Regions from separate parts of the Homo sapiens genome. Here region 2 is linked to region 1. A link is a loop called in an ENCODE intact Hi-C map of the cell type or tissue named here. Cell type or tissue: Caco-2. All regions are shown on one strand. Links, peaks and the distances in the headings refer to the core of each region. The heading gives the core; the rest is flanking DNA.

What was found. A loop is a pair of places that touch in the nucleus more often than their neighbours do. Peaks named below come from ENCODE experiments on the same cell type or tissue, not always from the same donor. Only the 100,000 strongest peaks of a DNase experiment are listed, where the experiment ranks them.
Region 2: a loop joins it to region 1, with 2.1 times the contacts of the local background. A loop is called at or near these places in 1 of 110 quality-filtered maps.

What each region holds. Positions count from the first base shown.
Region 1 is chr6:38,033,117-38,036,035 of GRCh38, forward strand. The region is part of intron 2 of ZFAND3 (zinc finger AN1-type containing 3); the gene reads left to right. Among named protein-coding and RNA genes, the nearest start is that of ZFAND3, 210 kb to the left of the region's middle. In Caco-2, for the core only: a CTCF peak has its summit at 1,412 (motif pointing right); no DNase peak of the experiment used is centred there.
Region 2 is chr6:38,109,281-38,112,199 of GRCh38, forward strand. The region is part of intron 4 of ZFAND3 (zinc finger AN1-type containing 3); the gene reads left to right. Among named protein-coding and RNA genes, the nearest start is that of ZFAND3, 290 kb to the left of the region's middle. In Caco-2, for the core only: no CTCF peak of the experiment used is centred there; a DNase peak (open chromatin) is centred at 1,291.

The sequences.
Region 1 (2,919 bases), core at 285-2,784:
TGCAAGTAAACTCTTATCCAAGAGCTAAATTCCTGAGAGCTGTTTGAAATAATTTATTTAGACCTGTAAGAAGATCAGAAAGGGGTTGGATTTAGTTTACTCTCTCTAGAAACTAAACATCATATAATATAGACTCTCATCTATAATGAGAAGGGATGTTGTATTCAGGAATAGGCTGGAAAATATTAATCCAGCTTTTCCAATCTTCATTATTTTTTTAAAAAAGGAAATTTTGCCTTTCTCTGTGTAAATCAAGTTGAAATGTTTCTCTAGCTAGAGTTGATGTCATTGCACCAGCCACTTGTTTGACCTAGTTAATAGAACTTATATTTATTGCAACCTTCCCCTCGTCACCTCATTTTAAGACAGGGGTTCACAAGGAATGGCCTGCAGGCTGCTTTAACCAGGTAATTAGAACAGCATGTGTGTGACAGCTAGTAGTTTAAAGCAGTAATTCAGCTGTGTCTGAAAAGATTATTCACCTTTCCATTTACTCATTTCTCTATTTGTACTGAATTTTACATGCCAATCCACAGTTTTCTATGTCAGTGCCTATAATTGACTGTACTTGTTACATAATTAGCAACTGTGCCTTGAATTGAAACTCCTTCTATCTTTTGTTTTACTGATAGCCAAGAAGCAGGTAGATTTTCATGTTCTCTCTGAAAGCTTTCAGGGATAGCTCAGTCAGTCAGTCAATCACAGGGTATCTCTATGACAACTCTTGTGACATTTATTTAATGGCACTTGGCAAAATAATTAAAATTAATAGCTTATTTAAACAAGCAGAGTTAAAGCTTTGTTTAAAAGGGTACTTACTGTTTCAAAATAAATTTTATTTTACAAATGACTTAAAATTCTAGAATTTAAAAAGACTTCTAATGAAAAAATATTTTCTAGCTTGTGCATTGATTTTCTAACCTTTTGTCCATTTAGGGATCTGAAAAAAAGTGGTAGTACAATGTTGGGCTTCTTAAACAGTGATTTCCTCAGCTTTTTAAGAAAAGCCTATTATGTTTTACATTCAGTTTCATCTTTTGTGTGAACTTAAATGTGCCAGATTGCATCTACAGTGTTTTTATTTAGTGGGGCAAACTAGTCTCTTCCTTTTCTCTTTGTATGAAGCTTTTACCTTCTCCACCTCTACTCCAACCCATGCAAGAAATGGAGATGTTAAAATGCAAGAAAATAATGCAGAATAAGAAAGGATAAAGTCCATTGGGGTTGGCCTAATATACTGTTGCTAAACCTGCTTTACTGAAAAGCCGCCTGATATATTATACTGGGATGTATCACCCTTTGATAGTTATTTTATTAGGAAAAAAGTATTTGCATTTCCAGTTCAAGATATAAGGAGCATCTAAGAAAGAACTACTGCAAAGCCAGCAGAGGGAGCACATCATGTGTTTGCTGGCTTGTCTTGAAAAATATGCAGTATCTTTTGAAAGATTCTTGACCAATGTAACTAAAAATAAACAAGATCATTTTTTCCAGTGTGGCTTCAAAATTAATATTTTAAAAAGGGGAAGAAAAAAAGATTCTTTGTCAAAAGCTGATAATGGATCTTCTCCCCAAATAGGGACTTCTAGGCATTTTAAAAAGTTGATCTAGACAAAAGAGGAATTAAGTTGAGTCCTCAGCAGGAATTGTAGCTTGTTCATTGAATGGTATTTATTTTCCCATAGGCCTTTTTGATTAATACTTCAAATTTGACTTTTAATTTGATACATACAATTGTTCTCATACCACTTCCCAAAAAGGGTTTTATTTTTATTTTTATTTTTTCTAAGTATGGAAATAGCAGCACATAAGAAGGTTCCTATTACATGTATAGGATTGTTGATGGTTGTCTTGCTTCTAATTTGTGCTGTTAAATAGTCACAGTTTACTGGAAATTTAAGTTTTTACACTTCCTGGGCCTAGTGTAAAGTTGATTTCCTGTTGAGCTTTCGGGGTTCATAAATATAGGCCTGCTTTTCTTTCTTGGTGGCTTTTTTGATGCATGGGATTATGGAAGTTTTATACATGCATTAAAGTTCTTTTTCCTTGGTGAACTATAGCTGAAGTGTGTAACTCGAGAGCAGTAAGAAATACTTAAAAGTATTTTGCTTAAGAAAATATCTTCACATGTGACATCCCGAATCTTCTATTATGTTTCTTTACTTTGCAGTCTCATTTTCAAAATATATTATCATAGCCAAGGCATTTTTCTCTAAACTTCTTTTTAACAAAGGGTTCCCTCCTTATGCTGCTCTAATTTTGCTTATTCAGGACGTGTCTCACGGTTTCTAAGCAACCAAGATAATACATATATAATAATTGTGTATTTTAGCTTTGAAAGTCTTAAAAATAATCCTCAAAAAGGGAGAGAGGGTGATTTGTTTTCTTAGGTACCCATGTTCTGAGTTATCAATATTGTTTATATTTAGACACTGACGAAATAGTAAACTTAGGTTGCTTAATTAGCATATGGGAGATCCTCATTAATGTAATTCTCTTATTGTACTTAATACAAATTCCTGCCTTTTCTTTTTCTGTAATATGAACTGTTGTGTAAGCAGTATTGAGTCATTCAAGAACTCAGCAAACACCACTAATCTAGGAAAGGTGCAGATTCTATCTCATATCCATGTTTTAATTTTCTAGAAATTGTTTAGGGTGGGAATTTCTAGAATGCTGGTGTGTGGAGCTTGGTTGACCTTCTAGGTGAAAAGGCCATTTAGTTAAAATTATTTAAAGCAAAACATTTAAAGTCTCTGGAAATTGTCCTAAGGGCACACAGCAAATGGAGAAATACTTTCAATAAAGTCTACTAAATCTCAGTAAGAACTGGAGACCTTGTGGCATTTGAGCCACAACCAGCTTCCATCCATTACCTCTCCCAGCTCCATGTTATGGAAAGTCTCCTCCAGGAGAGTG
Region 2 (2,919 bases), core at 313-2,812, 76 kb after region 1:
CAAGCGATTCTCTTGCCTCAACCTCCTGAGTAGCCAGAACTACAGGTGTGCGCCACTACCAGCTGATTTTTGTATTTTTAGTAGAGACAGAGTTTCACCATGTTGGTTGGCCAGGATGGTCTCAATCCCTTGACTTCGTGATCTGCCCGCCTCAGCGTCCCAAAGTGCTGGGATTACAGGCGTGAGTCACTGCGCCCAGCCTGCCATGACTTTCATTTAAGATTGTTCTATTTGATGGAGAGCTGTTCCCCCATGGCCCATTAGCTTCTCCTGCTTGATCTTTTGATGAGTTCATAGTCACTTGTTTCTGGTATCATGGTGTACCGCCAAAATCAGCTTCCAAGTTCCTGTGCACCAGAAATGGGAAGGGAAGATGGGCTGTGAGGAAGTGAAAAACCTAATCTCAGTCTTTAAAACATACCTTTGGGGTTTTGGGTACTCATCTCCTGAAGGGCATATGATAATTTTATTATGACTCCTGACTTCTGTGTGTTCTGCGGCTCTTTAAACTGTCTTCTAGTCAAAAATGTCTCCGCAGAAGCAGCTTCTGCGTTGCTATCCGGAGGACCAAAATCTGATTGGTAGATGATAAGAGTTGGCCCCAGGAAGATTTCTGATGCCGTATGTTTTTTGAGCATACTAAGGACAAAGACCTCAAAGCTCAGGTGCACTCCCAAGATGGTCAGCCTTCCTGATCAGCCATTCCAGATTTCCCAATCTTGTGTTCCCAGGAGGAGAGGGAGACTAATGCTTAGGAATTATACTGCCTGGCAGTTTGTGAACAACTGACTTTTTAAATGTTTATGATCTAGGACATGGCATCCTAGGAGTATTTCAAGCTAGATTCGTCTCCATATCAAATGAAGATGATGGCATTCTCCACAAAATTTTAATAATCAGCCTCTTGAACCTTGTTCTCTGTCCACACAATGGCTTTTCAACAGATGTGTTACTCCAAAATTATTTTAGGGTCATTGGGAACATTAAGAAAGGAAGGGAAAATTTCAGTCAAATGAGGTGGGAATTTTTTTTTAATGGGTAGCAAGGTGTTTTCTCAAAGTCTTTCATGGCACACAGAGTAAAATGTCAGGAGAAGATGAATCTAATCCCAGCATATACCCCGAAAGCAAAGCATGAGGAGAAACACAGAAAGTACCTGTAAAGCAGGTTTTTTTCAAGTCTCTTTTATCAGTTTTTCCAGTGAGAGTGTGGTATTTTTCGTGGACAAAGGTTTTACCAGCTAAAAGCTCCTTTTAAGTGGTCGAAGGAGAAACAGCAGTGATGTGTGAGGGTTCGTTAATTATTGCTCTTACTGATGTTTGCACAGGCTGTTGGGATCATAAATGTCAATCTGTCAAGAGACTGATAGGTTCTAAAAAAACTGATTGAGTACCTCAAGAGCTGTCATAGAGCCTGAGATTAAACAGATTCATCTTTCGTAGAAGTAAGGGACGGTGTGGGTGAAGGGAATAGCAGAAGGCTTTCTTCTCTTTGTTGCCGCATTGCTTCTCCCACTCTCCTATTCTGTATTGTGAGTGTTGGCTTGTACGGAGGCCTAAAAGCCTGTCTGCCTGAGATGTCAGGAAGCCACAGCCATGGTTAGTGCACGGGGTGTGTGCAGGCTGCCAGCTGCAGGGTGACAGGAGATTAAGAGAGATTGAGATTCAGCTTTGACAGGCATGACACAATTTATTTGGAAATTTTCAGGCGGGAACATGAGTAATAAAGACAAGAATGACAGTAAGGAACAAATGTGAATTTCTGCCAGAGACAAAACAGAATTTTAAAAGAAGTAGCTCTGTTTGTTGTCTCCAGTTAAGCTTTCCAGTTAAACTGTGTTCTTAAATTGAAAGTCTTAACACTACTTTCTGAGACTGGCTAGGAAAGTACAATTAGAAGAATTCCTCTCTTCAGAAGATTCCATGTCTTTAAAATTACTGTACAACCAGCCCACCATATCCATGGGTTCCACATCTGTGGATTCAACCAACCATAGACTGAAAATATTTGGGAAAAAATGGATGATTGTGTCGTACTGAACATGTAGTTTTTTTGTCATTATTCCCTAAATAATACAGTATAACAACTATTTACATAGTGTTTATATTGTATTAGGGATTATAAGTAATCTAGAGAAGATTAAAGTACAGTTGATGCTTGAACAACATGGGTTTCAACTGTGCAGGTCCACTATGCACAGATTTCCTTCTGCCTCTGCCATCCCAGAAACTGCAAGACCAGCCCCCCACTCCTCCTTCGTCTCCTCCTCAGCTAGTCAGCGTGAAGACAACAACGATGAAGACTTCGATGATCCACTTTCACTTAAGGAAGAGAAATTGTGTTTTCTCTTCCATATGGTTTTCTTAATTTTTTTTTCCTGTAGCTTACTTTATTGTAAAAATACAGTATGTAATACATAAAACATGCAAAATATGTGTTAATTGTCTGTGTGTTATCAGTGAGACTTCTGGTCAGCAGGAGGCTATTACTAGCTAAATTTTGAGGGAGTCAGAAGTTATATGAAAATTTTCAGCTGTAACAGGGGTCAGCGCCCCAAACCCCATGTTGTTCAAGGGTCAGCTGTATACGGGAGGATGTATGTAGCTTATATGCAAATACTTTGCCATTTTATATAAGGGACTTGAGCATCTATGGAATTTGGTATCCTTGGGGGGTCCTGGAACCAATCTCCCTTGGATACCGAGAGACGGACTGTGCAGTACTTGTCTCTCTGTCGAAAATTAAGCGCAGTTACTTTCAAACCAAGAAAGCTAAATAGGCAAAATCCTTCTTCTTAAGATTTTCCTTCCTTATTTAATCACATTATGATTCTTGATCAGACTTTCCTTTGACTAGATCTGATGTGATATCTTTCTCATTCTATTAAACATTGGCAGAGAAAGCAGGGGTCTGGTGAGT